Linked DNA regions of Homo sapiens: all the other regions are linked to region 1. Evidence: chromatin loops called from intact Hi-C (ENCODE). Cell type or tissue: PC-9. All regions are shown on one strand. Links, peaks and the distances in the headings refer to the core of each region. The heading gives the core; the rest is flanking DNA. Region 1 has its middle 110 kb from the start of RAD51B-AS1. Region 2 overlaps RAD51B (RAD51 paralog B). Region 3 overlaps RAD51B (RAD51 paralog B). Region 4 overlaps RAD51B (RAD51 paralog B).

Region 1 (6,286 bases), core at 832-4,831:
GGGCTGGTTGGATGGGTCTGAGAGAGGAAAATAACTGAAAGGGAAGAAGAGAGTCATGGGCACCCAGGGAGGGGACAGTGGGAGGTGTGGGGCAGGCGTGTGCACCTAGGACGGCAGGGGTTCAAGAAGGGCTACAGCTAAGAACAAAATCAGTGGAGGTGACTGAGGAACAGCTGAGTGGAGCAGCAGGGGTGGAATAAAGCCCACGTGTATAACAATGTCTCTTCCACGCGGGTCACTGTCCCAAACACTTCCCACTCAGTGACTCACTTCATCTTGCCCAGAGTGCCCATTTGCAGATGAGGAAGCAGAGGTGCCGAGCACTAAGTAGTCCAAGGTCACACAGCTACTCAAAGGTAGGACAGGCCTCCTCCAAGGTCACACAGCTACTCAAAGGTAGGATGGACCTCCAACCCTGGGAGACCTGCTGTGTGCTAAGCTCTGAGATCAGGCCAAACCACAGCTGGCCGCAGGGCAAGCAGGAGGCGAAGAGGTGGGGCAGAGTGGCAGGCCTCCCTGACAAGGCTTACACTGAGAGAAACTTCCAGAACATGGAGGAGAGAAAATACACTGAAAGAGGAAATGAGGGGGAACCGGGAGCCCGGGCCCTGTTTTGTCCTGGGATAATGGTAGCCAGCGGGGGTCTCAGGGCAGGCAGGTAGGATGGCTGCTCTGGAGGAAAGCAGTGCTTCATAGGCAGCACCTTTCAAAGTCCCCTTCGAAGCTCCATGCTGGCATTGCGGGCCCTTCCCTTTCCTGTCCCCCACCTCCACTTGCGGGCACCGCCCCCTCCCACACCTTCTCCTTCTGGGCAGATCTTAGGGCCCTTGCTTGACTGGGCCTGGGCTGGAGACGTGGAGGCATCTGCCACACTGAGTCTCTGCTGCAGCCGACGGTGGGGGCACAATGCCCGTGAACCCCATGACCATTTTCTCTCTTCTATTTTCTTTCCTGGACACTCTGACAGTGGGGCAGCCAGCCTCCTTGGAAAGAACATGGGTGGGGAACAGAAACTGGGGTTGTAAGGTATGCCCCACGCACCAGGCTCAGCTCTCTCCAGGCTGATTTGGGAGCTGCCGGTGTGTTTAGGAAACATGCAAATGGGCTGCCAGGTAAAATATAGACCACCCAACACAATCTGGATTTCAGACAAGCAAGGAATCATTTTTCGGTATACATATGGCTCAAATATTTTATAAAACACACTTATACTAAAAAAAGTATTCATTGTTCATCTTAAATTTAAATTTAAATGAGTGTTTTCTATGTTTATTTGCAACATCTGGCACTCTATCCTCAAACACAAACACCCAGCCTGCCTCCCAGGACTTGGTCAAAGAGAAGCTCAGGCTGCTGCTATGCCTTTGATCTGGTGCACCTACGTTACATTCTGTGCTCCAGGAATAAAAGAAATCTCTGAGCTCCCTCAATTCACTGTCTGAGAAGTTAAGAAGTCCCTCCTCTGGATCTCCATGGGTAGTAATGGAGGGGAGGGAGAGAGGAGTTTGGTGATTTGAAAGCAGCTGGACAAAGGACTTGAAACAGAATACTAGGTGCTTCTGGGAGGCCCCTAGAAGCAGAAGTGACTTGACTGTAGACTCTTGAATTTTCAAGGTGAGGCCATGTGTGCAAAGGAAAATTGGTGGTGTCGTCACCAACATGGAGAGTCAAGAGAGCTGAATCTGGCATCAGTGACTGCCAGGAGACCCTTCTGGGCCCTACTGTGTGTCCTACCTCTTTACTCTGCACAGAACCATGGAAGGGGCCAGAGAAGAGGCTACTAAGGGTGGATGGGTAAGGCCAAGCAACTTATCCAGGTCCACACAGTGAGCTAGAAGGAAAGCAAGCCTATGACCCAGCCCCCTGAACCCTTGATATTTCCAGAGAGCTAGGTCTTGGGAAGGTCGAATGACACACCCATTAGCTATCCCTTGAGCATGCTTTCCTCCTTTGTCTTGTCACCTCTCTGTCTGCCACGTGTTGGAAGGCACATGGATCTGGGCAGGGTACCTGAGTCCAGACCACTTTCCCTGAAATTCCCTTCTGGATTTTGGGCTTCACCTTCCTGTGATCTATTCCTTCCAACTTGGTCTCCTTTATATCATTATAAGGGCCCTTTGCCTGTGAGTCAATATATCCTTCAAGGAGAGAGGCTATCCAAAGACATTCAGGACCTGGGGCTCAGGTGTGAAGTGTTGTCTGTTGTCTCTTTGCTTTATACTAATTGCATAGGAAGTCATGTGTGAGGTGGGCCGGCAGATTCTGAAACCTCCATGAAAGCTGCCATGTCATATCATCCATGGCGGGGAAATTACTTTCTTTCTCCTTTTTTTGTTTTTGTTTTTTTGAGATGGAGTTTCCCTCTTGTTGCCCAAGCTGGAGTGCAATGGTGCAATCTCCGTTCACTACAACCTCCACCTCCCGGGTTCAAGCGATTCTCTTGCCTCAGCCTCCCGAGTAGCTGGGATTACAGGTGCATGCCACCACGCCCAGCCAATAGAAAAGGGGTTTCACCATGTTAGCCAGGTTGGTCTCGAACTCCTGACCTCAAGTGATCTGCCCACCTCAGCCTCCCAAAGTGCTGATATTACAGGCATGAGCCACCGCGCCCAGCCATTACGTTCTTTATCTTTGCTTTTCTTTGCTTTCACTTCTGTTAGCAACGAGTTTCAACAGCCATTGCCACATAGTGTTGCATAGGCAGCAACGTGTTCGACAATGTGCTGTTGACAAGCACATACCACAGAATCAGGAAGACCAGTAAGTATTTCAGGAATTTGCCTGATGGAAATGACTCAAGTCTGGGGCCAGCATGAAATCCTATAAAGCAGTAAGGACACCCACCATTCTCCCTGATTTGAACCTACCCTTGAGGACATGTCTGACTCCATTCATTCACTTAATAAGTACTTATTGAGCATGTACACCACGGCAGGTAGGATTCTAAGTGCCGGGGACACAACTTTGAGAAAATAGACCAAGTCCCTGCCTTTAACTGTGTGTGTGTGTGTGTGTGATGAGAGAGGTGATAAACACAAATGTATCTGGTAACAATAAGTGCTATATAGAAAAATAAAGCAGGGGCTGGGCGCGCTGGGAGGCCGTGGTAGGCGGATCATGAGGTCCAGAGTGGGATCCAGGCTCAGTTGTGAGGAAGGTCTGAAGTGAAGGGAGCATGTTGAACCCTGGCTCATGGCTTGTGATTGAGAACACCATGCAGTGACCAGCCTAGGATTCCATTTTTTTTTTTTTTACATAAAATCAGATGAATAATGAGTAAAAGCACATGAATAATTTTACATTTGACTGTGGAAGCATCTAAACTAAAGGAGGGAGAGAGGGTTGTTCTTGGTTATTCCTTTTTGAGGCTGGGCCTTCATCTTCAAAACCTTCATCTTCAAAATGATTAAAATTGTAGACAAGGCCACAGGATGAGAAGGGTCCAGTGGCTTGGCTCTAGTTATCCTAGGGAGGGGCAGTTCCTTGGGTGTCCATGAACTCAGAACGTGCAAACCTAGTATTGCCTCCCAACTCTCTCCCGGACCCATGTGTCTCCTTTTGAGTTACAGTAATAATGGAGAACAACTGGGCCCTCTGTTTTTAGGCTAAAGGTCAAGACCAGAAAAGACTTGGAACCAAACTGGAAATTCTGCTTCCTTCCCCATAACTCCCTGTCAGCTTGTAAGCACCTTCTGTTCATCCAAGTTTTGGAGAAGACATTGGTCTTGTGTTCTGACAGACCCTGGCCTCCCAAGCTTGCTTTCCAGGGAATCTCAGCAAACCACAAACGGAATGCCCCTGTTGGTTCCGCTTTCATCTACCATTTTTTTCCTAAATAAAACACAATGAAATATTTTATCTTGATCTTGAAATACTTGCACACCAGGACCTGCTGTAGAAGATCCCAAGGTAACAGAAAGTTCATCAAAGAGCACAGACTCTGAGTCAAGAGGTGGAGCACCCAAGCTAGGTTCACCTCTGACCCCTTCCTTACTAACATCATGCCCCTGCGTGAGTCCAAACCATTTCTTGCCTCCAGTGCAGCCAAATGACAGAGGTCAGAAGGGTACCACTGATCTGATTGTTAAGAGGCAAAGATGACTCATACCCTAGAAGCTCTAAAGTACCAAGGCCTGGGTCCATCCCTAAGACTGTTTCCCTGCATTCCCCAGGGCTGGCATGCCTGGATGCTTTAGCATCTCCATCTGGAAACAAGACTCATTCCTCACTAAGTGCCATGGAAAGGCTGCAAAGACACTTTCCCTAGAACAAGGGTTTTAAGCTTTATGCATCCTCAACCTTCTAGTGGGGGCTTTACTTCTCATTCCCCAAAGCCTCAAGGTCCTCTGGGTTGGGGGTGGCAGGCAGGTCTGCAATGGTAACAATCCTAATCACGAAAAGGAGGAAGGTGTCCCCTGTGCTTATTTTTCTCCATTTGCCTTCTCCCTTCATGTTCATTCTCTTCCCTTTGGTGCCCTGCTCTGTGACCCCTGGGGCTGAGTGCTAGGAGCTGAATCACCAGCTTCCTTTGCCTCTAGCTTCCTTTTGTGTCCGGCAAATGTGAGGTACAGGCAGGAGGCTGGAGGTCAGGAGGGTGTCTCTTCCCCTGCTCCCTCTTTGCTCTGGTGCTTGGCTATGGCAGGGACTGTGGCCCTTGGGACCACTGCTCTCACCAGGTGGCCACCTCTATGCTGCCAAGACTCACCAGGCCCCAGTCACACTATTTCCTTTCTTTGCTCCTTTGGCTGAGGGCTGGTATCATCTTCCCACTATTGCTAGTTCCTGGGTGCCTCAACATTCCTGTTGCTGCCCTGAACCCTGCCCGTCCATCTATAAGTTGTGCCTTCACTACATTCTTCTTAGTCAAATCCTTTTGAAAAGAACTCTGTTTCTTGCTGGGACCCTGATTAATATATCTTTCTATATGTATTTCAAAATAAAAACTACCCTAAACGGTAAGGTAAGTATGAGGCTTTCTGACACTGACTCTTTTGAAGCTATGTTGGTGTCCAGAGGATGAACTTGGCTGCCAACTGGGGCATGAGCCTGGGTGCAGGGACTGCTGCTCCTGAAGCTTCTAGAATGAACAGGTCAGGGGCCCTGGGAGTTGCTGAGCCTTCCTCATTGGGAGAATCCCCATTCACCATGGGTGTGTGGCGTTGGGGAGGGAGAGGGGAGGAGATGGAATTATTTCACAATCTACCATGCCGCAAGGCTCTGGGATTCAACGGTCCATTTCAATTTTTCAAATGGGGCCTAAGACCCAGGGAAGAGGCCACAGAGCCCATTTCAGTCCAAATCAGCCAGACCCCAAACCTTTACAGATTCTCATCCTGGGGAAAATAAAATCTGGTGACTGCCAGAGAAATGAGGGGCAGGGGGAGCAGGGAGCAGGGAGGGAGCTTGTCATGTAAGCCTTGGCATCAGACAGCATTTGATTTCTGGCCCTACCATTTAGAAGCTATGAGAACTTGGGAAAGTCACCTAACCCCTCAGAGACTCGAGTCCCTCACTTTCCAGTTGGGAATAAATAAACTCCATATCCTCTAGGATTGTCGAGTCAGTATCTTTGACAGAAAACCCTGGCTGAGAAGCTCCCACTGAGGAGCACCATCTGAAGGGCTTGGCACAATGCCTGGCCTGCAAAAGGCATGCAGGAAATGGTACTTGGTATTATCTAAGTCCATCTCCATGGCTTCCCACTAGAGAAAAAGTCATTGTGGAGAACATACTTGGATGTATGAAGGCAATCAGAAAACCAGTCAATGGCGTGCTTTCCTCTTCTCTAACCTCAGAGTGGATTTGGATGAGAAGACTGCTCATCCCCAACCTCTCTTGCTCCTGGGCTTATTTCCCCAATCCCCCCCACACTTCATAGCTACTGGAGACCAAAAATCCTTGCTAAATTGGCAGGCTTTCCCCCTTCTCTGAGGAGCTCTTGGAATTGACTAACGAGGTTACCACAGGTGCTGCCTTGCTGCCAGCCATGAAAAAATAAAAATAAACTATTTTCTGTTGGAGAAGGGTGATGGGGACACATGCCCAGAACCTGCTACTGCAAGGATCTGAAACCACGGGGCTGTTGCAGTAATACATTTCTGCTTCGCTGGCCCAAGGTCCCTGTCCCATTAGAGTGGGCCTGGTGGATTCAAAGTGGAGGCCCCAGGTGTGGTGGGCTGGCCCTCTGGGTGCCCCTATACAGGCTGCTAAAGCAATGGGTGGGAGGACAAAGCTATCTTTTTGGTAGAGATCCACAAAGATGTCTCAGTTGGATTATTTTTAAATA
Region 2 (6,286 bases), core at 1,469-5,468, 640 kb after region 1:
AAAAATGAAAATTTAAAAACTGAAACACACTGGAGCACATGCCAGGCTTCTTTACAAAATCCACAGCTTTTCACATAATCCAGCTGAAAAGCCTCGGTCAAGAATCCATATGGATTTTGATAAGTCATTCTATAGAAAAACCTTGAGAAGGTAGACACCTTTCTCAGAAGGCCATCGGTGCACTATTTCAAACCCCTAATGCAAAAAAAGAAAAAAAAAAGTTACTTACCTGTGCCTGTAACTTGCCAGATATGCCCATTTCTTAATGTAACTCAGCTTTAAAGTCCACTTTTAAAATACCCTCACTATTACCATTGTATTTCAATATCAACCTGAAGCTGTGGTAAGGGGCTGAAGAAGGATTTCAAATGGAATACTGGGAGAGATGGACCAATGAGACAGACAAGTGGCCACAACCATCCCAGCGTGTTACTCTATGTTCATCAACACAGTCTACCTGCTCAATTCCTAATGGGGAGCACCTCCATTCATACTGTGTCAAAGACACACTTCATTTTCTCTACCTGCCTTCCCCTTACCACCTAAATATGAGTTTTTCTTGCCAATGGGTTACTCCCACTATACCTAGAGTAAAAGAAAGAAACAGCCTGCGGCACATGATGTTAATCAACTGAGAGGAGATTTCTCTGGTGGTGATTTGACAAAAGTAGAATTATCGTCATCTCTGCTAGAACCGGTTGGTTTTATTTCTAGCTATATCTCTAACAGTATATCTTACCTGAGACACCAAAGGAAACAACTATTCTTTTCTCACTACCCCAATCCCTATCATTTCTCTAACTAGCTTGTAACTGGGATATCACAAAGACAGGAAGAAGGTGTGTCATGTGCTGTAGGACATTATGTTTCACTCTGAGCAGCTTCTGTTCTTTTTTGGCTTCCCATAATTGTATTACATATGGATTTAGGGCTCAGCTTTGAATTTCAATAAAAGACAACTGTTATCCCCTTCATGGCACCCTACTGCAAATCCTTCTAAACTACTTTATTTCATTATGCTATAAATATTACATTTACATATATGTGTATATAACATATTTCTGCTACAAGTAAGACCATCAAGAAAGTAAAAGGACAGAATGGGAGAAAATATTTGAAAATCAAATATCTATTAAGGGTCTTGTATCCAACATATAAAATGAGCACTTTAAAATACAATAATAAAAAGACAACCCAATTACAACTGGGCAAGAGATTTAAATAGACTTTCTCCAAAAGAGATATACAAATGGTCAATAAACACTTGAAAATTCTCAACATCATCAGCCATTAGAAAATGCAAACAAAAACCACAATGACATAACCACTTCACAAGCACTACAAGGATTATTGTAATTTTTAAGAAAAAGATGACAAGTATTAGTGAGGATGTGGAGAAACTGGAACCCTAGCTCGCTGCTGGTAGGACTTTGGAAAAGTGGCTTCACAGTTCCTCAAATTATTAAACACAGAGCTGCCATATGATCCAGCAATTCTACTCCTGGGGATATAACCAAGAGAAATAAAAACATATGTCCAAACAAAAGCTTGTACATGGATGCTTATTACTGCATTATTCATAATACCCAAAATGTGAAAATAAACCAAATGTCCATCAACTGATAAATGGATAAACAAAATGAGTTCTATCTATACAACAGTATATTATTTGGCAATGAAAAGGAATGAAGAATACTGATAACATGCTGCAACACTAATTTTGAAAACTTTATGCTATATGAAAGAAGCCAGTCACAAAAGAACACACATTATATGACTCCACTTTCATGAAATGTCCATAACAGGCAAATCTATAGAGATAGCAAATAGAGATTTCCAAGGGCTTGGGGAAGGTGGAAATGCAGAGTGAGAGAGTGGCTGCTACTGGGTACAGGGTTTCTTCTTGGGGTGGTGAAATGTTTTGGAATTAGACTGTGGTGATCGTTGCACAATCTGTCAATATGCTAAAAAAAGAACCCTATATTGTGTACCTTAAAAGGGTGAATTGTATGGTATGTAAATTATATCTCAAAAAGCTGTTAAAATTTTTGTTTTTTGAAGGCTTTTTATAATGTGTCCTTTATAAGATAGACCTTTCTAAAAAGGTCTATTAATAAAATGACATCTATTTTCTAATATATATTCTTGAATATGAAAGTTCTGGCATTCAACAAACAGACGTTGGCCTACTGACATTATCCTCTGGTATAATAGAATTCCGCCATAGTGAAATCCCTCTCTGCCCACCTTTTACTACTCTACTTGACCTTGTCTCAGTTCTCATACTCATCTTTATAAGATGAAGTCCTCGGCAGGCCCTAGATCCTGAAGGAGCAAATAATAGATGTCATCAGTGCCTATTATTTTAGAAAAAAGAAACAAGAAGACTGCAGCTGGGCTACTTATCTAAGACAACGCAACAGAATCCACTTTAAAATTTAAAAGAGTTGGCCAGGGGCAGTGGCTCACACTTCTAATCCCAACACTTTGGGAGGCCAAAGCAGGAGGATCCCTTGAGGCCAGGGATTTATAACTAGCCTGGGCAACACAGCAAGATCCCCATCTCTACAAAAAAATTTTAAAATCAGCATGGCCTGATGGTATGTGCCTGTAGTCCTAGCTACATGGGATGCTGAGGCAGGAAAATCACCCAACCCCAGGAGGTGAAAGCTGCAGTGAGCTATAATCGAGCCATTGAACTCCCATTTGGGCAAGAGAGCAAGACTGTCTCTGAAAAAAAAACTTTTTTAAGAGTTGTATTTGTAGAATTGGCACTACAAATCCATCTCTAGCATACAACTGGTATATCTTCTGGTTATCTTTGAAAGTGCACCATATCTTACACTCAAAGTAATTGCCTAATCATCCTCACATATGTAAAAAAAATCTTAAAGGATGGTCTTTCTGGCATATCCAAAAATTAACTCTCTCCAAAAGGATTCCTATACAAATTTATCTTATACCAAGTACACTATAATTAGTCAGATTTATTCATTCATTTAACCAAAATTTATTGAGCACTCACCACCTGCTAAACACTGAAACTACATAAATAAATTAAATTAGAAACAGACCCTACCATAAAAGAATTCATCACTGTGGAGAAACACAAATGCCTCGTAAACAGGCAATATGATAGTGTGCTATATAGCAGAGGAGAGTATGGTGCTGTCAGGAAAGCATTCAAAGTCAGAAGCCTAAATTCTACAAAGAGCCAGGAAGGCTGTAGACTATAACCAGGAGACACCTTGCTGAGGTTTCTCATCTGATCCTACCATTCGTTCAACGTATGGACATTCCCCCCCATCAATAAGAGTCAGGGATGGAACAACATGCTCCAGATTCCTCAATAATATACACTCCCTGCCCTCAAGGGGCTAATTTTCAAAGTATGTCAACTAGAGTACTCCAGAAACTCTTTTCTCTGATAGGGGAATGAAATAGAGAATACGAAACAAATAAAACTAAAAATAAAAGGTATTATTTCATGTATTATTTAACATACTCTACAGGAAGGGGGTCAAGATTTTAAGTTGAGATATTTTAAACTCCCTTTAGCTATCAACTCTCTGAGGGTAGAAACAGCATCTCGTATCCTCAGCCAGAATTCCTAATTCCCATTAAATACGTGTCAAATAAATAAAGAAATGAAACAATGGTAAGCAACAAATGCCATAAATACCACTTTCCTGAGCTAATTACTGATGGCATTTTACTACTTCCTTCACAGTACGCCTGTTTACTTTCTCCTTTTCTCTTCTCTTGCCCTCCCACTTCTTTCCTCTCTTTTTATCTTTATCTCTTCCTTTCTCTCCTATTTGAAATCTGCATCTTAAAGACTGCCACCAGCTGCTCTCACAGGCAATTGCTTTGCTAAGTAGGCCACAAGGATCCTAGTGAGCAATGGAGTATTCACAGTTTTCTAATTAAAAGATGCCACCTAGTGGTTACAGTTCCCTTCATCCTGATTGTACCAGGAAACATGAAAGTTAAGCAGTATTAACAAATTCCAGGTCTTCTGTGGTGCCAGCTTGGTCTAACGGCAGCATCAGATACAATGAACCCATTTCCTTTCACATCTACAACCAAGCTGTCAGAAGTAACTGATGTTGATAGTCTACGAAGCTTTGTAGTCAGGTGTATATTGACTTTATTTATTGCCCTAAAGTAGACAAATTTGTTACTTCAATTCTGGTAGAATTAAAGGTATAGGCATTGCCTGACTCAGCAGGAGCATAGAGGTAGCTTCTGCTCTTCCTGAACTCCTCAGCAGAGATGTATTCAAGGTGGCTAACTAGAGAGATTGGACACTCACCCTCTCCAGAAAGAACCAAAATTACTAATATATAACCAAAATAATCACACCTATAATAGAACATCTAGAAGAGAACACTAGTGTCCAACAGGATCTAGTCACAGGAAACACCTGAGGCAAAGAAGGAGAAGGAAGCAAGTGACCAACTCAGCCAAGATCAGCTATGAGCCCCAAGGGACTCATTATCATAGGGAAGGGTAAGTGAGAGAACCTTAACAATCCATGTCCCCACTGTGGACTGCAGCAATCCAAACCATGGGAGAGCTCCTCTACCCACACAAACCCTGATACTAGCAAGGGTGGTGATCTGGAGACCCACAAGGGCATTGCACCAGACAAGGAACTCATGCTGGGTCAGTCACACCCCCAAGGCCTAAGCTGCTACTGCAGAGCACTACTGTGAGAGCACAGCTGTCATAGGACTGCATCCTGACCTGGAAATCAGAGGCCCCATATCTCCACATTCTGGGATCTCCCACTAACAACCCCAGTGTTGACTCAAATGGCTACAGCAGCATAGCACTGGCTGGACCCAAAGGTGCTCCAGGGTCCCCAGTATTCTAGCCCATGGAAAACACTACTCCTCAGGGAATGGTGCAGTGTACCAAAAAGTTACAGTGTACCAAAGGTGCATTCTACCGGAAAGGCAGCACAAATTCTGTGCTCAAGCTCACAAGTGGAAAGATCTCCTCCCCTTCTCTGCATATTGCCATAGCAGTAGCTGTCACTAGGAACCCAGATGGGTAAGCATAATAGCTGTCTGGAGCTGGAAGCAGTGACCCTGCCTGCACCAATGGAGTGGTCTCTGTGCTCAGGTTTACACATATACAACAGGAGCCTCTCTCCTCCTCTGCACACCACTACAGCCGCTGCCACTGCTGCTATTGCCAGGGGCCAGGGTGGACAAGCCGGAGGAGCTGCCTGTCTGGGGCTGTAAGTAGTAACTGTGCCCCCACTGGTGGTGTGGCCTCCATGCTTAGACTCATACGTGAACATGGGGCCCCTCCCCTCCTTGGCATAGCAGTACAGTACTGTTGCTGCCAAGAGTGGACAAGTCTAAGAGCTGTGTGTCTGGGGCTGTGGATAGTGACCCTGCATCACAGCCACCATCAACATTAGCACATACTGCTTGGGACCCAGAGGGTCTTCTCCTCACTGCTGCTGCCACTACCCACACCATACCAAATTCCCAGGGACATGAGAACTTGCTCACCTGCCCACCCCACCTCTGCCACCACCACCTCAGCATCTGAGCAAGCCACCTGGGGAGCCAAGAATTGAACCTCTTGGTCCCACTAAAACTAGTGCCACTGCACACTGTGCTGGGGCCTAAGAACAAGTATGATCAGCCCACCGCTACCACCAATAGGGCCCAAAAAGTGGCCTGCCTAGCATCCCTGTCCCACCAAACTTCACTATAAGCTCCACTAATAACCACACCATAAACCATGGAGGAAATCACAGATAACACAGATATTGTTTATAGCTAAAGAAATAATACAGAGACTACACAACTGAATGCACCCAGAATCAAAGCCAAAGAGCCCACCCAACTAGCACCATTGATACATCTCCTATGAAAGAAAATCCAAAAGCAGGAGCTAAACATTGGGTACACATGGACATAAAGATGGGAACAACAGATGCTGGAAAATACATGAGGTAGGAGGGAGGGAGGAAGACAAAGATTGAAAACTACTTATTGAATACTGTGCTCACTTCCTGGGTGACATGTTCAATTGTACTCCAAACTCCAGCATCACATAATATAACTTTGTAACAAACCTGAACATGTACCCCTAGAATCTAAAACAAAAGTTGAAGAAAAGTTAAAAATAAAAAAATAAAAAATTTGAAGAAGCAACTATTATACCAGGTGTGCAGATGTCAACACAAGGATATAGAAAACATGAAAAAGCAAAGAACTATGACACCTCCAAAGGAACATAATAATTCTCCAGCAACACATCC
Region 3 (6,286 bases), core at 796-4,795, 99 kb after region 1:
TTCAGTAAAAGTAATTACTTTCAGTAAAAGTAATTAATGATACAAAATGCCACACTAGAATCTCATGGGTGGTACCAGCTTGGCAGATTATCAGCTCACGGGGAAGAATGCTACCTGTGTCCTTCTTTCTTGTGAACATTTCCTGGGGCAACTTTCCTGTGCATGTCTTCTGCTCCTTAAAAATGGTGACATGATAAGGCAGTGATGGAACCTCTACTATATTCTGAGCATCACTGCTCAGAGTAGAAGATCAAACTACTAGCATTGTTCCTGGTGATTCTTTTATTTAGAAAATATTCACTGAGTTCTTTACTATTGTGTGTGTAGTATTATGCTGAGTACTTTAGTGAACTTAGGATGAATAAGAGTTGTGAACAGAAATATTACAGGGCAAGGGATGAAAGAGAAAAGAGAGTAGAACTGCCTGAGTTCAAATCCACATTTCATCCTTTCTGGTGACAAACTGAACCTCTCCTGCTTCAGTTCCTCATCTGTAGAGAAGGAATAATACAAAATTCTACCTGTAAGATTACTGGAAGCATTAGAGAAGATTGTGTATGTAAAGTGTGTGTCAGACACGCAGCAAGTGCTCCATATCAGAGGCAGTGCTTACGTCCTGTCCCTGCAGCATGGTTTGTGGTGAAGGCCTGGAGGGCCTTGGGCAGGAGAGTACTGTATTGGTTTGTCAAACACTGGGTATAGGGCACTCTCTTATTGTTTCTTGGGGTCAAAAAGGTAGTCTCAAGGAGGAGCCACTTAATTTTTGACATTTGGAATTAGGATATGTTTTCCTCTTGCTTTTTTCAGACACTTTTGAGTGATCCATTTTAATGTGTGAACAATGTAGCATTTTTTTTTTCGTGGCAGACAATGGAGGTGAAGAGAGAACAATTAGGAGTTGCAGAGAACAGACAGCATCTTGCTCAATGTAAGGGAGGAAAAATAATATATTTTCCTCACCTATCTCAAGGTTCGTGGCTGAGAGCACTACAAGAAAACACAGATTAACAAGAGAAAAACATATACATTTACCTTTTTCTTGTTTTAAACTGAAAGTACCTACTAAGTGACTCAACCAAAACCAAAGAGCCTTTTATGACTTCACCATGGACTAAGAAGGGGTTCTCAAAAGAGAGTGCAGCCCTCCCAAATCCAGAACTACCCCCAAAGAGAGTCAAAAGAAATATACAAATAAACCCCCCAAGAGCTGGCAATACTTGGTAGGATAGCTGGAAATAGGGTGCAACCCACATTTCTGTCCAGCCGTATTCTTGAGTTCCCTCCCCTGAAGTTGGTTGGGGAACTCAAGACAGCTTGCATGCCCCAACAGGGAGAAAATCAAACCAAGTTATCAGGACAGAAATTGAGAAAAACAAGGAAAGAGACAGCAGTCCCTGCGAGGGAAAGGATCAGTAACAAACGAGTACCTTAAAGCCAGATTTAGTCAGAGAGTCACAATATAGACATTTTTTTTTTTTTCCTGATAATCTGAATTTGGGAAGGAAGGGACAAGGAGAAATTTCTAACGTCTCTCTTGACCAAGCACTACAGACAGAGATCTGGGAGAGCTGACTTTGATAAGAATTCTAATTTTTCCAGCTTTTTGTCAGTTGCCCCAGGATCTCATCTGCAAGATCCAGAATGAGTGGGGTGTCTCAGTCACCCCATATTGGGCACCAGAAACTGTAGGGGAGAAAAAGTAATATCTTGCATGAACGCATTGCAAGGTTCATGGCCAAGGCCCCCATAACAAAAGACAGATTTACAAGAGAAGGCCGGGCTCACACCTGTAATCCCAGCACTTTGGGAGGCCGACGAGGGCAGATCTCCTGAGGACAGGAGTTCGAGACCAGCCTGGCCAACATGGTGAAACTTCATCTCTACTAAAAAAAAGTACAAAAGTTAACCGGGCATGGTGGCACATGCCTGTAATCCTGGCTACATGGGAGGCTGAGGCAGGAGAATTGCTTGAACCCGGGAGGCAGGGGTTGCAGTGGGCCAAGATCATGCCACTGCACTCCAACCTGGGTGACAGAGCAACACTCCATCTCAAACAACAATAACAGCAACAACAACAAGATTTACAAGAGAAAAGCATAAAAATTTATTTAACGTAAGTTTTATGTGACATGAGAACCTTTAGAAATGAAGACCTGGCTGGGCGCGGTGGCTCATGCCTGTAATCCCAGAACTTTAGGAGGCTGAGCTGGGAAGGTGGCTTGAGCCTGGAAGATCACTTGAGCCCAGGAGTTCAAGACCAGCCTGGGCAACACAGTAGAGACTCTGTCTCTACAAAAAATAAAAAATTAGCCAGGTGTGGTGATGCCCATCTGTGGTCCCAGCTACTTCGGAGGCTGAGGTTGGAGTATTGCTTGAGCCTGGGAGGTTGAGGCTGCAGTGAGCTGTGATAGCACTGCTGTACTCCAGACTGGGAGACAGAGTGAGACTCTGGCAAAAAAAAAAAAAAAAAAAAAGAAGAATAAGAAGAAAGACCACCCCCAAACCAGGGAAATCTGTGTATTTTTATGCTTAAGTTTGATGAAGAGTAGACAGTCAGGCAGAAGTATGATTGGAGGACTAAAGAGTATGATCTAATGGGAATAAACTGGGGGAAATTTAGCAAGGCCTGTTTGTTCAGATTCTTCTCTGTCCCTGTGTCTTCAGAGATAAGGACATTCCTTTCCTCTGGGTAGAGAGTGAACACTTCAGGAATGAACATTTTACAACCTGCTTCAGGAGAGGAGGGGTGAGGGGAAGGTGACAACGGCCTTCCTGCCTCTGCTGTTTTTTCAAGGCCAACGTGCCGGATTTTGGAGTACTGTATCCTGAACCCTACCTCCAACTTCTCAAATAGTCCCTTGATGTCTGAAATTAACCAATTCATGTCATAAGAATCCACAGGAAATGTATATTTCCTGATTAAATACGAAAACTCACCTTGGTTTTCACCAACATTCTATTGAACATCCCAAGTTCTCAAAATGTACCTCACTCAGAGGGAGACACATGGTCACAGCCTGGGACATCTTCCTGCTCTGCCTCTTCCAGGTCTACCCAAATCCTTCTTGCCTTCCGATGCACAGCACACCAATACCTTCCCTGATTCACTCCAGCTGAATAAGATGCTCTTCCTATTGCCCTTGCTGCCCGGGGCTTGGATGTGATTCTGCTTTATATTATAGTTAATAGTTTGTAAGTCTTTTCCCATTCCTTGGAGTACATTTTTGGAGGGCAGGCACACACTGAGCTTTGTTTTCAAGCTTTACCTGAGCACTTGGTATGCGCTCAACAAATACTGAGTCGTTAAAGGACTCAGTCTTTCTTCATCAATCTTCATCAATCTGCACCTACTTGGTGCACAGCACTCTGTTGGGCACTCATAGGAGACATGAAATAGGATGAGACTTGATTCTAGCCCTCAATGCACTAAAAATCTCTGATGGAGGAGCAGGTACAAAGTGATTCTACAGAGGACAGCTTGAGGTCACTAACAACCTGGGTAAGATAGGTCACAAGGCCAAAGGCTGGAAAGATTTAATGCCTGGCTTTGAAGGGGCTAAAGCCCCCAGACCTTGCCCTGAACCCAGTCTGATGCTTCAATCAGAGCCTCATGGCAGTAGGAGTGTGTAGGCTGGGTGTTCTACTGGAAACGACTAAATTATCCTACGGGTCACCAATTGATTTATTTGCTAATTGACTGGCCCAGCTTTGGGCTTTAAATCTAAAGAAATCATTTCATCCTTTATTAAATACTGCATGAGTCTCAGTCTTTGTTCTGCAGGGCTATACACAATATACCAATAAAACTTGAATTTACACTACAATAGTTATGCCACTAATGACCTTCAAATGCCACTAATACCATACATGCTCCACTTCTCGGCTGGATCTGAACCTGTCAGTGAATTCTGAGCCCATCGACCTCCCTCTGACACAGAGTCGACCCCCTTGCCCATGCCCGCCCCCAGCCTCCCACATCATTCCATGATTTCATTTCTGAATCGGTTACTATTTGGAGACCCCAATTCCTTTACACCTACTCTTTTTATCTGGTAGACAATACTTTATTCGGAAATGTTCCCTCCTGTAATTACAAATCTTGTTAGTCATCCTCCTCCTCTCCCCAGGAGGATTGTGGGCTTTAATTAATTAATGTGGTTAAACCGCTTTGAGGTGCCTGGTTGAAAGGTGCTATATAAGTGCAAATTATTATTATGGCTGTTGACATCCCATGGCGGCAAAGCCCTCAGCCCTACACATCTAGAGACCTGAACAAAGGCTTCTTCATCTTCACCTTCCCTGCTAGGTCTGAAATCGCTAGCTCAATGGTTTAGGAGCAAATCTGTTACCATCTCAACAGCAATCAACTAATTAATCCCCATTATGTCAGCTTCCGTTTCCTTCTTCCAAGCAGTACGGTCCTGTTTTATTTCACAAATCACACCCCCATCAACTCTAGACAAAGGTCACAGTATCCCTATGGCTTCTCTTGGCCTAAAGGAAAAAAAAAAAAAAGAGAAAGTTTGAAAAAAAAAAATTGTTATGAAATGCACTAACTTCCCACCAGCAACCTAAATGGAACTTTCCTCCAACAGCAGTCCTCTTTCATACGTATTGCCCACAGAGCCACTGGCCTTGCAAACCAGAGATCCAGAAACACAGCGGAAGTGTGGGTTAGGGTCCCGCAGCCCTGGCTTGACTAAGGATAGCTATAGACAAAAGGGGAGTGTCGCTGCACTGGGTGGGAAGAGGTCATCCACAGAAGCAAGCACCCCTCTTCAGCTTTCTCTATGACCCCCAAGTTTCCCCTGAGAAAGCCAGCTGCCATCTGTAGCCAGGAAGCCCTCACAAAGGCAGGGGACCATGATTTAGATGTTTTGTGCTATATCTAGCACACCACAGTCCTTAACAAATGCCCAATACTTCCACTATGATGGTAGCCATTGAAAGCAGCCCTGTGGGGGAGACTTGGCCTCGCATAGGGACGCGGCTGACCAAAACACTCCTTACAAGGTTGTGCCTCACACCCTTTGTTCCAGTGGATGTGGGCAAGCCTCAGGGGGTCATGTCTTCATCTGCCTTCATTTATCCTCCCTATTGAAGGGCTCCTTCAGGACACTGGTCAGCCTCTGTGGGAAATGATTTGGAGAGCAACAAAAGAACCTGGGCTCTCTGGGAGGGCTTCAGAATTCAGTAAACATCTGGACATGGAAGGCCAGGTTCTCAAGCAGTCTAGCTGGGGAGATGTCAAAAGAGAGAAAGAGCTGTGTCTGCAATGCAAGCCCTTAGTTCTGTGGCGACATTTGTTGTAGAAAGACACAGACACCCCAGTAGGTAGATAGGAAGATTTTTCAAAAGCTCCTCTATTTGTCGGGTTTTGTGAGTTCAGTGCACTGTTTGTCAGTTCTCATGGCATGTGTGAGGAAACAGAAGTTTCGCATGGCTGGCGAGCAGCATGTGATGGGTGTTCTGACTCTGTGTGAGCTATGAATAACCTGAGGTTGCATAAGCCTGTCCTGGTAGTTGCTGTTAAGCTGTCTGTTATCCTTGAAGTTTGTAAAGCCCTCATGGGTCAAGATGACTTACTGGATTCTCACCCACGAGCACATTTTAATTGACAAAAAAATTAAGCACTAAGTGGCGAAATGATTTACACTTCATCGGTGAAATTCAGGATCTGAACTCTTGACTCTCAACGTTGCCTTTATTGTTGAGTCAATCCATTTAGAACACATTAGTCAGCATGACTCAACATTCACTACTAATCAGCATTAGTGATGGAACTAATCAGCATTCCCCAGTGTCCCTGAATCTATCCTCAAATAGCAAAAGAAATTGGCTTCTGTCAAGAGACAATGGAATGCGGTTTTTGTCAGTATTCACAAGCTGAAATCCAGTCCAAGTCCCACGTACTCTCAAGAACCTACCTCAGTCATCCTACTTGGAATAAGTCTATTCCCTTTATCCTTCTATATTCCACTGTTTGAACCTTGGTAATAGGTATCACAGTTGGCTTTTGATTAAACTTATTTAACTACATCTCTCCTAACTAGATTCTGGGCTACTAAAAGGAAGGGACCTTTTTTTTTTTTTTTTCAGCCTTATATCTCTTGACCCCTGAGCACCATGCTTTGTGAACAATAGATGCTCAACAAATATTTGCTGAACTGAACTCACTGAAATGCAGCTTAAATCATATTCCAGAAAGAACATGAAGTTCTTTGGAAGAGACTTTCAAAGAAAATCAACAACCTGAATTGATTTAACATATTTTGGTACTGTTACC
Region 4 (6,286 bases), core at 1,042-5,041, 120 kb after region 1:
TCACTCTAGGGCATTCAATCCATCCATCAACAAACATTTATTGAGTACCACACTCTGGGCCAGGCAGATTCAATTTACACTCTGTAAATGTGCACTTATTAAAATACTGCTACCTGTTTCTACCTCAGTTTATTTTTTAGAGGCAAGCTCTGAATTTTCAGTGGGACTCAGCAGATCTGGGGCATTTTCTGTAATCTCACTCTGTTCCCTTCTCTAGGGCCCAATACGGTGCTTTTCAGCTGAGGGCTCCTAGAATGATGGGCAGGCATCTTCCTCACTGTTCTTCACTTCATCCCTATGCTGGTGTGTGGAGGTTTCTCTCCAATGACAAGTAGAAACACAGAGGCCTATGTACTCTAAATAAAGCGTGGAAGGAAAATTGGCCATTGGGGCCCATGGGCTTCTCCTTGTAAACTCTCTCCTCCTTCTTTTATGTCCCTCTCCCCAGGTTTCTATTTTGCTCTTAGTAAATAAGCTGTCAGCTAATTATCTCTACCCCTAAAGTGAGGGCTGGTAAACCTTCACGCATTAGCCCTCTCAGGTGTGTCTGCATTGTAATATAAGACTCTCAAAAAAGAGAAATGGTCTGTCATGATAGAAAGTGCAATAGGACTTGGGTGGGTAGGGGAGACTTCCAGGGTTCCTACAGTAATAATGCTGATGAGAACAACAACAACCAATGGACGTTAATCTTCACAATAATCCTCAAAGGTAGGTAGCTTATAAGTACTGAAGCTGGGTTCCAACCCAGGCTACCTGGTTCTGTACTACCTGGTCTGTACTTTTAACCACCATGATGGCAGCTCCCAATCTGCCACATACAACTCAATCTACTTTTCTGGGATAATACATTAAATGAGGCAGGATACATAACAGCAAATAAGGGCTTTTTTTTTTTTTTTTTTTCCCTGCATGGATATTGCATGATTCAAGACAAAGAAGGGAGCTGGACAGGGTATCCGTGCGGGCTGCCTCAGCTGTTCGCAAGCTTCCACACTGGCAGTCTTCATTCTGCCCTTCATCCCTGAAAGTCTAAATACAAATGTCACCTCTTCCAGAAGCTTCAGCCGATTTCTCCAGCCTAAAGTCATCTCTCTCTAATCTCTTCATACTTTATCTGTACTCTCTAATTATTAGTTTTCTTTACTGTTTTATGGTTAATGTTACCTCAATTTAACATAATCTATTTGACCCATTCTTGTTGTTGCTGCTCCTTCTGGTCCCACAAACCTCTAGTGTGGTGCTATATACGTAAGAGAAGCTTCATTATGAAATACAAGAATGAATGAGTGAATAAATGCACAAATTGATGACCCACAGAAGCTCTACTGATTCATATCCATTTTTAGGACTTATCTGGTTCCCTCTTCCCAGAGTTAGGGGACTCAGAAAATGCCATAGAAAACAGCAGGCTTCCCAGTCAATCACTGCCAAGATTCTTGGCTTGGCCAGGCCCAAAGTCAAGTCTTTGGTTTCAGCTTGCTATAGCATCACATGTTTTTCCTGGCCTGATCCCACTTCCAAGAGGCTCAGAAAGTGGAAAAGGAGCCACAGAACAGAAAGTGCTGGGCATAGTCACCCCAGGCCTTCTCCAGGATGGCGACACCTTCTAGGGATAGTGTCTGGGTCCTCCTTTTTAAAGTATAGGTGTGGCCCTCATCTGAGGCAACCCAGCCCAGTCCTTCTCCATGGGTGGCTAGGAAGGCCAGTGTGGAGCAGGCAGCACAGAGATGTCAGGAACCTTGGGCACAGGCTACCCTGGAGGCTGCTTTTGTTTGTTTGTTTTTTTGAGATGGAGTCTTGCTCTTGTTGCTCAGGTTGGAGTGCAGTGGTGTGATCTTGGCTCACTGCAACCTCCGCCTCACAGGTTCAGGTGATTCTCCTGCCTCAGCCTCCCGAGTAGCTGGGATTACAGGCACCTGCCACCACACCCAGCTAATTTTTTGTATTTTTAGTAGAGACCAGATTTCACCATGTTGGCCAGGCTGGTCTCGAACTCCTGACCTCAGGTGATCCACCTGCTTCAGCCTCCCAAAGTGCTGGGATTATAGGTGTGAGCCACTGTGCCCGGCCTGGAGGCTGCTTTTATAGACTTCTGGTCCTGGCAGTTTACATGAGTTCCTGCAATACAGCCCCAACCTTAGGAAAAAGTGAGTTTTGCCTATGTGGCCCAGGAAAGCAGACATGAATAGGCGGCCATGAGGCTGAGGGTAAGCTGGCACTGATTCTTCTACTTTCTCTTCTCTAATTCCTGTGCCAGGAAGGCTTCCTGTACACCAGTCATGAATTCTTCCTCTCTTCTATTTCCTTCCCCTTCCCACCCCAACCCCAAATCTCACATTGGTTGGGAGGTGAAAGGAAGAGTGAAATGACCTGGCAGAGGAAAAGTATAAGCAGAAGAGTTTCTTCCTGTAAGGACAGGTGGTAGGACTGGCTTTCTTTCTATCCCTGCTATCTGCTATAAGATGTGGGGCCCAGAGACAATGTAATACGTTCAGCAAAGAGAAGTTCAGCAAGAAGCAATTGAAGTAGATAGCTCCCCAATATGACTTTGCATCCATACACAATTTCCTGTCCTGCTAGTTTTTTAATCCTGTCTCAGTCTCCCTCATGATCAGCAAGATTACGTGGTCGTTGATAAATTCAGTGGGGATTTCCTTGTTGAATGTGTCTGATGCTTTTCATCTGCATGCAAGGGTCCTGTCGAGAAATTAGGGAGGAAGCCCACTGACTGAAATGTCCTTCTACAGGGACCCTATTATCTCACTTCAACTGGAGTCCTAGGCTAATAAAACCCATTGGTAAGTTAAACAAACCTTTCCTCTAGCTATGCCAAGTGTCTGCGACAGAAATCCTTCATGCCAGGGTTTTCCTCCTTGTCCAAGACTTAGAAAAAAGTTGTTTTCTCAGCTGCTTTGAAGCTCAGGAAGAGAGCCAGGGAGGCAAACAAACCAGTTAGTCTTGCATCAGATAATTCAACAGGCTTTTGATAACCCCAAAGTCTTCTGTCCCTTCCCAGGTTGAGCTGAACTCTCCAAGCCAAAGGACAGAAGGGCCGGAAATGCTCCAGACAGGAAGATCTGTGACTGGAATGAGGCCATAGGATCAGGGGAGCTTGAAGTGTACCCAGTGATCCTCACAGGAATTCCCCATTGTGTTGCGAGAGCTGGAGGGAAAGGTGGCAGAGGTCCAACTCCCAGTCTGTAGTTGGATCTTAGACTGATTAGAATCTGCTTCATCACTTGGAAAATCACTCTGCATGGAACACTGAAGCCTCAACACCAGCAGCTTTGCAGGATTATGCGGGCAGAGCAGAGAATGAGTTTAGCGGCATCTAAACTGCCTTCTCATAATAGAAGAGCAAGATCTGTAGAAGTAATACAGTGCTGGAAAATGGCAGGATGGAAAAATGAACTGTATTTGAGCAGGCATGAATTTATTAATTTGTCTACATGTGGCCTACTTCCCAAGTTTTTCTACAGAAATTAGGGGACATAAAGTAAGCTGATCTGAATCCCTAAAAAATATAATATAAATAATAATATACAATATAATAATATGATATATAAATAATATAATTGTAGTCTCTGGGAAGAGTCTCTTAGGAATTTTGACCCTGAGGTTATAAGATCCTATTTCCTCATAGAATATCATTATGCTCTTGTATAACACCTCTCTGGTGATTGTTTTCAAAATGTTTACCTATAATATAACACATCAAGTTCCCAAAGTATAAGAAAGTATTGCCTAGAAAAGAGCTAGGGCTCCTTAAAGAAAATATTAATTTTTTCTGATCAGTAGGATGTTAACTTAGTAAATTATGGAATAGTAAATAGTTCAGGGTCAGAATGACATTTTGAGTTTACGGTTTTTTCCTCAACATTTTATTATGAACCTTTTCAAACATAAAACAAAAGTGAAAGAATTTTATAGTGAATACCCATAAACATATCAACTGGTTCTGCCATTAACATTTTATTACTTGAACCCAGGAATTTGAGGTTGTAATGAGCTATGATTAGCTCTCCAGCCTGGGTGACAGACCAAGGCCCTGTCTCAAAAAACGGAAACAAAAAGACCAAAATAATTTTATTACACTTGTTTTTTAGCACATATCTATTTATCTATCAACCCATCTTATTTTTTGTTCTGGTTGTTATTACATTTCAAAGTAAATTGCAAACATCAGTACACTTTTCTCTAACTACTTTAGCATGCATATAGTTAACTACAAGCTTAATATTTATTAACACAATTTAAAAACCATGTTGGTTTTTTTTTTTTTTTCAGTGAACTTTACATGTGGTTTGAAAGTGTTAATAATTCCTAGGGCTGGGCGCAGTGGCTCACGCCTGTAATCCCAGCACTTTGGGAGGCTGAGGTGGGCGTATCACGAGGTCAGGAGATTGAGACCATCCTGGGTAACATAGTGAAACCCTGTCTCTACTAAAAAAAAAAAAAAAAAAAAATACAAAAATTAGCTGGGCGTGGTGGCACGTGCCTGTAATCCCAGCTACTCGGGAGGCTGAGGCAGGAGAATCGCTTGAACCCAGGAGGTGGAGGTTGCAGTGAGCTGAGATTGTGTCACTGCACTCCAGCCTGGCAACAAAGCTAGACTCCGTCTCAAAAAAAAAGAAAGTATTAGTAATTCTTCCTGAATTATACCACAATCAGAGAAAACTTATCAACTACAAATATATGGTAGTATGCAAATTTATACAGTCAAAAATATGGGCCACCAATTCTTTCTACATTAATATCAGCTTTATTTAGGTATAATATACATGCAATAATTTTTTAACATAAGCATTTAAACTGTATATTTCCCTATAACTACTGCTTTAACTACACCACATAAGCTTTGATATGTTGTATTTTTGTTTTCATTTTCACTCATTTCTAATTTCTCTTGTGATTTATTCTTTGAACTATTGCTTATTTAGGGGTGTGTCTGTGTGTGTTTTTAAATTTGCACAGAACTGAGAATTTCCAAATTTTCCTTTTGTTACTGATTATCGATTTCATCCCAGGGCTGGGCGTGTTGGCTCACATCTATAATACCAGCACTTTGGGAGGCCGAGGTGAGCAGATCACTTGAGGCCAGGAGTTCAAGACCACCCTGACCAACATGGCAAAACCCTGTCTCTACTAAACATACAAAAATTAGTTGGGTGTGGTGGTGCATGCCTGTAATCCCAGCTACTCAGGTGGCTGAGGCACAAGAATTGCTTGAACCTGGGAGGCAGAGGTTGCAGTGAGCCAAGATCGTGCTACTGCACTCCAGCCTGGGTGACAGAGTGAGACTCTGTCTCAAAAAAAGCAAAAAAAAAAAAAAAAAAAAAAAAAAAAAAAAAAAAAAAAAAAAAAAAAAAATCATTCCATTGTGATTGGAGAAGTTTGTATGATTTCAATCTTTTAAATTTATTGAGGCTCAACTTGTAGTCTAATTTATACTTGAGAAGAACATGTATCTGCTGTTGTTTAGAGTGTTCTATAGATGCCTTTGAGGTCTAGTTGGCATAGAGTATTGTTTGAGTCTTCTATTTCTTTGCTGAACTTCTGTCCAGTTGTCCTATCCATTATTGAAAGTGGGGTATTGAAGCCTCCAGCTATTATCATTGAATTTCTATTTCTCCCTTCAATTCTATTAGTTTTTGCTTCATGTATCTTGGGGCATAGGTGTTAGGTGCACATACATTTATAGTTATGTCTTCCTGATGGAGCAATCCTTTTATAATTATAAAATGTCTCTTTTTTTGTTTCCAGTAATGATTTTTGTCTTACAGTCTAATCTGTCTGATAGTAGCATAGCCATTCCAGCTTTCTTTACTGTTTGCATGACATGTATTTTTCCATCTTTTTACTTTCAACCTATTTGTGTCTGACTCAAAGTGTGTCTCCTGTAGACAGCATATATAGTTGGATCATGTTGTTTTTAAAAAAAATTATTCTGTCAATCTCTGCCTTTTGGTTGGAGCATTAATCAACTCACGTTTAATGTAATTATTGATAAAGTAGGATATATGCCTGCCATTTTGCTATTTGTTTTCTGTGTGTATTTCCTTTTTGTTCCTCTGTTTTGCCATTACTATCTTCTGTCATTACTGCATTCTTTGTGTTAGGTATTTTTCTAGTGTACAATTTTAACTCTCTTGTTGTTTCTTCCACTATGCATTTTTGAGTTATTTTCTTAGAGGCTGCCCTGAGGATTGCCATTAACATTTTAACTTAAAACTAGTTCAGATTGATACCACCTTAATTTCAATTGTTTGCAAAAAATGTGCAT

The links. A loop is a pair of places that touch in the nucleus more often than their neighbours do. Peaks named below come from ENCODE experiments on the same cell type or tissue, not always from the same donor. Only the 100,000 strongest peaks of a DNase experiment are listed, where the experiment ranks them.
Region 2: it touches region 1 in a loop (11-fold over the local background); 2 of 110 quality-filtered maps call a loop at or near these places.
Region 3: a loop joins it to region 1, with 8 times the contacts of the local background. A loop is called at or near these places in 5 of 110 quality-filtered maps.
Region 4: a loop joins it to region 1, with 7 times the contacts of the local background. A loop is called at or near these places in 5 of 110 quality-filtered maps.

Annotation. Positions count from the first base shown.
Region 1 is chr14:68,574,473-68,580,758 of GRCh38, reverse strand. It overlaps a transcript of RAD51B not described here. Among named protein-coding and RNA genes, the nearest start is that of RAD51B-AS1, 110 kb to the left of the region's middle. RefSeq lists an enhancer at 4,186-4,355. In PC-9, for the core only: a CTCF peak has its summit at 2,964; DNase peaks (open chromatin) are centred at 2,728, 3,938 and 4,498; H3K4me3 peaks cover 1,175 bases; H3K27ac peaks cover 3,190 bases.
Region 2 is chr14:67,931,830-67,938,115 of GRCh38, reverse strand. All of the region lies in intron 7 of RAD51B (RAD51 paralog B), which reads right to left. Among named protein-coding and RNA genes, the nearest start is that of RAD51B, 120 kb to the right of the region's middle. In PC-9, for the core only: CTCF peaks have their summits at 3,735 and 3,937 (motif pointing left); a DNase peak (open chromatin) is centred at 3,905.
Region 3 is chr14:68,475,856-68,482,141 of GRCh38, reverse strand. It overlaps RAD51B (RAD51 paralog B), which reads right to left. Exons shown (of 11, transcript NM_133510.4): 11 at 4,049-4,494. The coding sequence ends at 4,478. Among named protein-coding and RNA genes, the nearest start is that of RAD51B-AS1, 210 kb to the left of the region's middle. RefSeq lists enhancers at 5,583-5,802, 4,799-5,998. In PC-9, for the core only: no CTCF peak of the experiment used is centred there; a DNase peak (open chromatin) is centred at 2,661; H3K27ac peaks cover 3,642 bases.
Region 4 is chr14:68,455,957-68,462,242 of GRCh38, reverse strand. All of the region lies in intron 9 of RAD51B (RAD51 paralog B), which reads right to left. Among named protein-coding and RNA genes, the nearest start is that of RAD51B-AS1, 230 kb to the left of the region's middle. In PC-9, for the core only: no CTCF peak of the experiment used is centred there; a DNase peak (open chromatin) is centred at 3,032; H3K4me3 peaks cover 1,772 bases; H3K27ac peaks cover 4,000 bases.